Regions from separate parts of the Mus musculus genome. Here regions 1 and 2 are each linked to region 3. A link is a contact called in ENCODE POLR2A ChIA-PET data. All regions are on one chromosome and are shown on one strand. Each heading gives the region's core, a stretch centred on a gene start or an enhancer-like site at or near the end of the contact. The rest is flanking DNA. Distances are from core to core; before and after follow the strand shown. Region 1 holds the start of Abhd16a (abhydrolase domain containing 16A). Region 2 holds the start of G6bos (G6b opposite strand). Region 3 holds the start of Ddx39b (DEAD box helicase 39b).

What was found. ChIA-PET counts read pairs that join two places held with the same protein, here RNA polymerase II (POLR2A).
Region 1: POLR2A ChIA-PET joins it to region 3 with 12 read pairs in Patski. The contact joins the promoter of Abhd16a here to the promoter of Ddx39b in region 3. POLR2A ChIA-PET finds 5 or more read pairs at or near these places in 2 of 5 experiments (Patski and embryonic stem cell).
Region 2: POLR2A ChIA-PET joins it to region 3 with 10 read pairs in embryonic stem cell. The contact joins the promoter of G6bos here to the promoter of Ddx39b in region 3. POLR2A ChIA-PET finds 5 or more read pairs at or near these places in 4 of 5 experiments (Patski and embryonic stem cell).

What each region holds. Positions count from the first base shown.
Region 1 is chr17:35,087,993-35,090,692 of GRCm38, forward strand. Abhd16a (abhydrolase domain containing 16A) reads left to right here and starts at 1,299. Exons shown (of 20, transcript NM_178592.3): 1 at 1,299-1,464; 2 at 2,377-2,433. The coding sequence starts at 1,333.
Region 2 is chr17:35,063,033-35,065,732 of GRCm38, forward strand. G6bos (G6b opposite strand) reads left to right here and starts at 1,405. Exons shown (of 1, transcript NR_001462.1): 1 at 1,405-2,564. Mpig6b (megakaryocyte and platelet inhibitory receptor G6b) reads right to left here. Exons shown (of 6, transcript NM_001191012.1): 2 at 2,531-2,700; 3 at 2,287-2,377; 4 at 1,872-1,924; 5 at 1,654-1,730; 6 at 1-1,404. The coding sequence ends at 1,300.
Region 3 is chr17:35,240,353-35,243,191 of GRCm38, forward strand. It overlaps Ddx39b (DEAD box helicase 39b), which reads left to right and starts at 1,394. Exons shown (of 11, transcript NM_019693.3): 1 at 1,394-1,500; 2 at 2,761-2,839. It overlaps LOC115488830 (a small nucleolar RNA gene), which reads left to right and starts at 2,326; the gene lies at 2,326-2,402.

The DNA of each region.
Region 1 (2,700 bases), core at 49-2,548, 150 kb before region 3:
CCAGAAGAGGGGATCAGATCGTAAGCCACCATGTGGTTGCTGAGAATTGTATGTAGGACATCTCGAAAAGCAGCCAGAGCCCTTTACCACCAATCCTAGCACTTTGAACAAGGTTTCTCTATATAGCCCTGAGTGGCCTGGAACTCACTACATACGTAGACTAGGGTGGCCTGGAACTCAAGAGGCCAATCTGTCAACACACCCATCTCTCTCTGTCTCTCAAGTGCTGGGATTAAAAGCATGTGGCACTACATCGGGCAGATTACTTCTTTCAAAAACTTAAAAAAAAAAAAAAAAGATTCTTGGGTTAGAGAGATGGCTCAGTGGTTAAGAGCACTGACTGCTCTTCCAGAGATCCTAAGTTCAAGTCCCAGCAGCAACCACATGGTGGCTCACAACCATCTGTAATGAGATCAGACGCCCTCTTCTGGTGTGTCTGAAAACAGCTACAGTGTATTCATATACATAAAATAAAAAAAAATTTAAATAGAATTCTTCAGAAGAATCCTGCTATTTCTTCTAATGGATACATCCCTAGATCTGTGTGTGTGTGTGTGTGTGTGTGTGTGTGTGTAACCCAGGGCTTTCAGCATGTTAAGCAAAGTTTTCTATACTTGAGCTACAAATCCAGACACTAGCCTCTTTTCTTGAAGTTCTTGTCAAATGCTCCTACTCTCACCCAGTGATCGTTCCAGAACATGCTGACATTAAGGGATAGGGTTTAAAAAAAAAAAAAAAGTGAAGCCAGGCGTGGTAGTGCACGCCTTTAATCCCAGCACTGGGGAGGCAGAGGCAGGTAGATTTCTGAGTTCGAGGCCAGCCTGGTCTACAGAGTGAGTTCCAGGACAGCCAGGGCTACACAGAGAAACCCTGTCTCGAAAAACCAAAAAAAAAATGTGGGGGCTGGAGAAATGCTCAGCGGTTAAGAGCATTGACTGCGCTTCCGAAGATCATGAGTTCAAATCCCAGCAACCACATGGTGGTTCACAACCATCTGTAATGAGATCTGATGCCCTCTTCTGGTGTGTCTCTAGACAGTAACAGTGTACTCACATAATAAATAAAGAAATCTTTAAAAAAAAAAAAGTAACCACCTGGGGCATTCATTTTCTTAAGTTTCTCTATTCAGAACAGCTCTAACTAACTGTAGACCGTCGCCCACTGCGCTGAACACTCCTCTCGTGGCGAGAACGTCAGGCTGGACCCTGCCACGGGGCGAGCGGATACGTGCTGACGTCACGCACGCACACAGGCACGCACGCAGCGCCCAGGAGACTACGGGCGGGGCCGGCGGGGACCTGAGGCCGAGGGACAGCGGCCCGAGCCGGGGCTATGGCGAAGCTCCTGAGCTGCGTCCTCGGCCCCCGGCTCTACAAGATCTACCGGGAGAGGGACACGGACCGGGCCGCGTCCAGCGTCCCCGAGACTCCCACTGCCGTCCCCGCCGCCTCGTCCAGCTCCTGGGTGAGTCGGGTTCCCCCCGGCGGAGAGCATGGTATGGTCCAGACCGCGCTGCGCTGCGCTCGCCCGGCGCGCCCACTGTGGGAAACGGGGGAGCCCGCTTGTCAAGTGGCGGTCGCGCACGCAGTCCGCCTGCGGGCGCTTCCCGGCCCCCTCCCAGTCACGCAGGGCCCAGCCGCCGCCTCTCTTTACGGCTTTGGAGGAACTCTTCCTCACACCCACCACCACGCTTGCTTTTTTTTTTCCCCCTCCGCGTCCCCCGAATGGCTGGTCCCAGTTGAGTTTGGAGTCCCCTGCGCGCACTGGCTTTTGCCCACCTACTCCCAATTTCTCCCAGGATCTGTTGACTTTCTCTTTAACCTGACTTTTCAGTTTCAAAAATGACTTCATGTCATGTATTTACTTGTGCGCCTTGTGCCCCCAAACCTAGCCTGAAAACCAGGGTCTTGCATTCAGGGTGGTAGTTTGCTCTCCAAAATGTTTTTGTTTTTATTGGTTGCAAATTATGTTTAGGAGGCTTTCCGAAGTGCCCACACTTAGCGACATTTTTCCCGGAATCGACTTACATCAAATGCTATTCCTTCCCTCTTAGAATTGTCATGGAGTCTCTCATTTTCAATTTTACTCCTCTCCCCATAGTGACACAATCATATCTGTATGGAGTTTCAGGGGAAAAAAAGGACCGGTTTTCCAAATGCTGCTTTCACTTTTGCTTCCAAGCCTAGCACCCCGTGATTGCTTTCAGGGTGAGGGGTGAAATGTCAGGGGGGGGGAGTTGAAGCTTCAGCAGAAACAGGAGTATCCCAGGAGAAATGGCCACAGAGGCTAGAACCAGGTGACACAGGTTAGGGCTTCTGGAAGGGAGGAAGGGCCTGTCAGCTGGCAAGGTCCTTAACAGGCCATCTGTTTTGGCAGGATACGTATTATCAGCCTCGGGCCCTGGAGAAACATGCAGACAGCATCCTGGCACTGGTAAGTCAGTCCCAGCATCTGCCAGTCAAACCCAGCCCTGGAGAAGGCAACACCCCAGGAGGTGAGGGGTGCTCTGGGCCCTGTACAGCAGAGCTTGCACAGAGGACCAGCGTATCCCAAGTGCCTACCGTTGGCATTCTCCCTTAGGAAGTCCCCTTTGTGTACCATAAGCTTTTTCCAGAGCAGTTTGAGCCCTAAGGATAACAAATTTACCTTTGGGATCGGCTGCAGGTCTCTGAGTCTTGCAGTCCCTAGTGACCTATCCTC
Region 2 (2,700 bases), core at 155-2,654, 180 kb before region 3:
AGTATTGTAGGGAGAACATTGTGGAGAAACTCTCTGAGGGCGTGTGCACACAGAAAATGATGGATAGGCCTAAAAAGGGGCCCAGTGCTGGAGCCTGAACACAGAGCCCACGCTCACAGCCCCAGAGCTGAAACCTTGGGAAAGAACCAGTGGTTGATCCTGGGAATCTTGCTGGCTTTGAGTAGGAAGAGCAGGGCACGAGGATCAGAGGGGTCTGTGGGTCATCATGAAGCAAATGATGACAGTACATTCTGGTGGCAGCATTGGACATGGAGAAAGGTACAGAGGACAGTGACCTGCTACAGACAAGGCCTTGTGTGGTTGGTGGTGCATGCTTGCAATCACTTTTATCCAAACACTGAAGGTAGACATAAGGAGAGGGAGATTTCAAAGTCAGCCTCAGCCATAAGAGAGCCTGTCTTTAAAAGGAGTGGAAGCGGCGGGTTAGGGTCCTGATAAGTCCTTGTGTGGGAGAGGAGATGGTGTACTCTGACCCCAGTTTCTGGCTTGGACAACTTGGGTTCTTCAAGAGCTTTCAGAGGAGGACCCAGGGGATGGCTTAAGAAATGACTGAGTCAGGTTTGACAAGCCTTGGGCAAAATGCCTGAGGCCATCTGGACAGAGTGAACTAGGTCTGAGATCTGGCTTGGAAGGACTACTGTGTATCATTTGGGGGCTGAAGATTGATTGGCCAGCTTCCTAGAAGAGTACGGAGGAGAAACAAAGAGATGAGCAGAACAGTGCTACTACAAAGACAATAGCAACAAAGTAAACCCTGGTTTAAACAGGGGTGAATGTTATCTGGTGGTAGGACATCACTGGCAACCTTTCAGTGGATGAGCAGCAGCAGCAGCCAATGAGCAGGGGGAGTGCAGTCAGACCGGTAACGAGGCAGGTCTATGTCTAAAGTTTGAAATGCTTCATTGGGCCAGGCAGTGCCTTTAAACTCAGAAGTTGGGAGGCAGAAGCAGATGAATTCTCTGAGTTCAAGGCCAGCTTGGTCTATGGTCTACGGAGTTCCAAGACAGCCAAGGCTATACAGAGAAATCCCAGTCTTGGGGGGGGGCGCGAAGAAAAAGCTTAACAGGCAGCTTGATCATCTTTAGAGAGGGCAGCAGTGGAGAAGGAAAGATGTTACAGAAGATGGAAGTGACAGAAAAAAAGTTGACCATTGGCAGAACGCAAACCAGGTAGTCAGTCGCCTCTATCAGTGCCTCTGTCCATGGTGCCTGCCCCTTCTAGCTGAGGTTATACAGGGGAGCCCCAGATAGAAAGGGTTGGCAGAACAAGGGCTTCCCTTTATACTACAACCGCATAGACAGTGGAGGCATCACCAGAAACCACTGTGGACATCCGGCGGTGCCTCCCGAGGACAGAGTGGTCCAGATCAGCGTAGTGCAGGCTCTGGAGGAGGTAGAGAGAGGACGGTAGTATGGTCTCATCAATCTGACCCCTTAGCTTGGAATCAAAGCTTTTTTTCTTTTCCCCACTGTGGGTAAAGGCGACTATGTAGCAAAGCCTGGCTTTCATCTTCCTGCTTAAACCTCCAGAGTGCTGGGATTACACTGCTGCTCCACAGCAACCTAGCTAGGCTGCTTTCTTGGCCCTCTTTCCTCCGGGATTCTGGCCTTTTTCCCATCCCCAGGCCCTTACCGGCTCCTGGTCCAGGTGGCCTGAGATCTTGGACTCCTGTTCTAAAGGCCTCTGTGGCTCAGCATTTATGACTGGAGCTATGTGGGAGGGAGGGACAGAACTGAAGGGTGAAGAGAAAATGACCAACTTTGTCTGCTCCTCGCAAGGACTCAGACTCAAGAACTCAGGGTTAGGGATTGTGCGGGTAGGATAGGGAAATTGAGTGCAGTTAATCTCACCAAATGTGGGTAGTGGTCCAGGCGGGGGCGGGGGTGGGGGCGGAGGCGAGAGTCTGTAAGGAAGTCCTTGAAGAGTCACCAATCTCGTCTTACTGGTTCCTCGGCCGCAGGCGGCGCCAATAAGAACTGTGCAAACTGCAGTCTCCGACCAGCAAAACAACTTAGGCTCCTCTGGAACCAGGTCCCGCCCACTCTCTGGGCTTTCTGACCTTTCAGTTTGGTTTCTGCAGCCTCGGTTCCCTACTCCAGCCTGTAGCCTAGCACCCAAGGGCTGACCTCTCACATTCTTTTAACAAACGCCAGGCCTCCAGACACTTCTTTTTCTTTGTAAAGGTTAGGGCTCTGCCCCACCTCTTTCCCCACGCCCTGACTGGTCACACCCTGTTTCAAGCCAGGCTCCGCCTCCAGTGCTCACCTGCGCCGCCGCCAGACCACGCCCGCGACTCCCAGTCCCAGCACAAGCCCAACGCCCAGGAGCGGAATCAGGACCTTGGGATACTCGTACCCTAGGGAGACCGCGAGGCAGGGAGAGATGCCGTGGTCAGGGGTACAGACAATAGGGTTCTACTAACTTTACCGCTCTGTAAGATTCCGCCCCGCTTTTTGTCCCGCGTGTGTGTCCAAATTAAGTGCCCCTGTGCATCTGGGCCTCGACCTACCGTGGGTAGATCCTGCAGGCCGGCAACCTGCCTTGTCCCCTAACACTTGAAGCACTGTGCGACTCTCATTCTCGTGGCGTCCTTTGCAGAAAAAGGTTCCAGAATCCCCGGCGCTCAGCAGCAGCTCTAGCCGCTTGATACCATTGTCCAGGGAACGCAGGCGGCCAGAG
Region 3 (2,839 bases), core at 144-2,643:
GCTGTGGCCCCAGTGGCCCAGGTTTTAAGCATTGTTAAAATCACAGCCAGCTGTTAAGACAATCCCTTCCTGCCCTGGCTACCTTAACGAGGACTGTCAGCATGGCCATTTTGAATCTTCTATAAAGTCTTTGAGGAAACCACACAGCTAATGGCTCAGCCAGGATTGTTTCTGTCCTCTCTCTCCTCCCCCAGTGGAGGGTGGAACTTCCCATAGTCCAGTAGCAGGAAGATGTGTTATCACTGATGCCAAAGGGACAATATTATGATTGGTGCAAACACAAGTCTTCATTTGCACGAGTTTGCTGTTTGCTGTGTTTGGTGCAAACACCCTTTGCTGGCTGTAAAGCAGAAAGTTTGGCTCACTTGGGTCAGCTGGGACAAACCTTACTATGCTACCCTCCACAATGTCACATTAGGTCCAGTAACAGGAAGACAGTGGCTAAGAGCCCGCCAACTAGGTCACTAGGAGAGTTCCTGGAAACGCTTCAAAGCTAAAGGCCCAGGTACCGCACTTTCTGGAGCTACAGTTCGTAATAAGTTACCAGGGCCGAGGAATTCCCACTCCTCTCTGATTTATACAAAACCCGCCGGCCTGCTGCTTAGGGCTGCCAAATGCGGAGGGATCAAAAGCTACCAAGCCCCAGCCCAGAGAGCTTATGCGTTGAGCAGGACACAGCCAGCTGGTTGGCAACACTGATACTTAGTGTTACTTTGTATTAATATTAAGTGTCCTTAATAGGGAAAGCCCGAGCTTGTGTTTATGTAGCAAGGCAACAGGACAACACTTCTGCTATATGTAACATCTCAAAGGGAATACCACATGGGGGGAGGGGGATGTCCAGGCTGAATAATGGAACTGAGATTATTCTGCTGCTCTAGTTAGCAAGAATTATGGAAAGGTGCATAACCTCAAACCCCACCATTTATTTAGCACCTAGACAGAATGTAAGCCTCCATCTTTCGATATAATTTTGGGTAAATCCTGCCTATTCTCTGCACGACTGTAATGGGCGTGGTCACGTGTCCCCCTCCCCTCCAGCAGAGGCCCGAGTTAGCCGCTCTCGGGTCACCTTGACTACGAGGCTAAGGACCCCGTGAGAAACGCTTCTCATTCGATCGCGGAGTCCTCCATGCCCACAGAGAGGTGCCCAGGGAGAAGCCTGGCGTGGCAAACAAAACTAAAGTAGAGCCGACCGTCGGAGGGTGTTGCATAAGCGTAGAAGAACAAAATGGAGAGCTCTGCGGGGGAAGACGTGAGTTTCCTGTCGCGCTCTTGCTACTGGCGACCGGAGGAGGCGTCGTCTGAAGCTTCATTTCAAGTGGGCGTTCTGCAAAGCCAGCCGCGGAGCGCGCGCGGCGAAAGCCTGCTTCCGGCTCCTTGCGCGTGCGCCCTGGCGGCCGGGAAGGCGGGAGGCCGGGGCGAGCCTGGAACCGGAAGTGAAGGCAGCTTCCCGCCTCCGTCCCCGTTGCTGCCGCCATACACGCTCGCAGTGCTTAGGTAAGCTTTGGCCCTGTGCACCATCCACCGCCATCTGCTTCTCCCGCGGCTCGCCCCGCCGCGCGGGTCCCTGATACCCGGTGCCGGGCCGGCGCCGTGGCCGCCGGCGCGCAGGCGGGCGTCCAGTTCTGTTGTCTTCACCCCTTTCTGAGAGCAGATCTTGGCGGGGAGCTGGGAGACAAGGGGGGAACGATCCAAAATGGTGGCCTCGGCCGCCATTGTGTCTCCGCGCTTCCTGGGTGTTCCAGTGGGTCCTCTGCCCACCCGGGGCCGCGGCGGCCGGAGGCGGCGCCAGGAGGAGGGCGGGGCCCCTCGCATCTCCCCTCCGGGCCTTTTCTTGCTCGCCCAGGGATGGGAAGATCTCGCTCCGGGGCCCGTCCAGCCCTTTGACCCCGCTTTCGCTGCCTTATTTGGAGCTCTCTGTGAATGGCTGCCTCTGTGCGTGGCCGATGGTGTCGCGCACTTCTGGGGAAGCTTTTCCGAGAGCACTGCAAGGCGTTCCTTTCTAAGGCCACCCGGCTCACACTCTTAATCCTGCATCGTTCTCAGCTGTGACCTTAATTCCTTAGTGCGACTTTTAAAATTAACTTTGGCAGCGCTGAGCCGAACCTTGCGGCCTCTCGCGTTACTAAGCAAGCACTGCCATTGAACTGCACACACCCATCTTTTTCAAAACAAAAAAATTTTTTTTTTCTTGAAATGGAGCCATTCATACACTTCCCACCCTCCGCCCCGCACCACCCTCCTTCCTGCTTCTGTTCCCCGGTCCAGGTGTGCGCCGCTGGGACGGCCACTCGGGGGTTTCTGAGCAAGAGAATAGCGGCAGCCACATGATGTTTGCATTTGGGAAGTGAGCGCTCTGCGCAGTGCTGACCCTTATCTATCACCCTTGACTGATGGCTGACGTTGGGGATCACCACCGTGAGGTGGCAGGAGAAAGCGCAGTCTCTGTCTTCCCTTGTCCTTTGTGTCTCAACCCTCGTGTGAGTCGTTAGTCACGCTCATTTTACTGCGGTCTCCCAGTTGGCTCCTGCCTGTCGAAGTGTGTGTTACAAAGTCTGGTTAGCGGTGGAGCCCACTCTGTCTCTCCCGTCTGGTGTTCCCGTTTCTTATGTCATGAGTCTCTTTGTTAACTCTTCTTTCGGGACAAAGGTTTCACAGTTTAGGGAAGAATAGGACGGGTGTAGGGATCGACGAGAAGTGACGAGTCCATTCGTGACTGATGAGTTTTTCCGGTTTTTTTGTTGTCCCCTCTCCCAGCTCTTCTGTCGGAAACTGGTGTCTTTCCCCTTGCTGTTCTTCAACCCCTCTCTTTGGCCCTTGCTTCCTCACCTGCTCT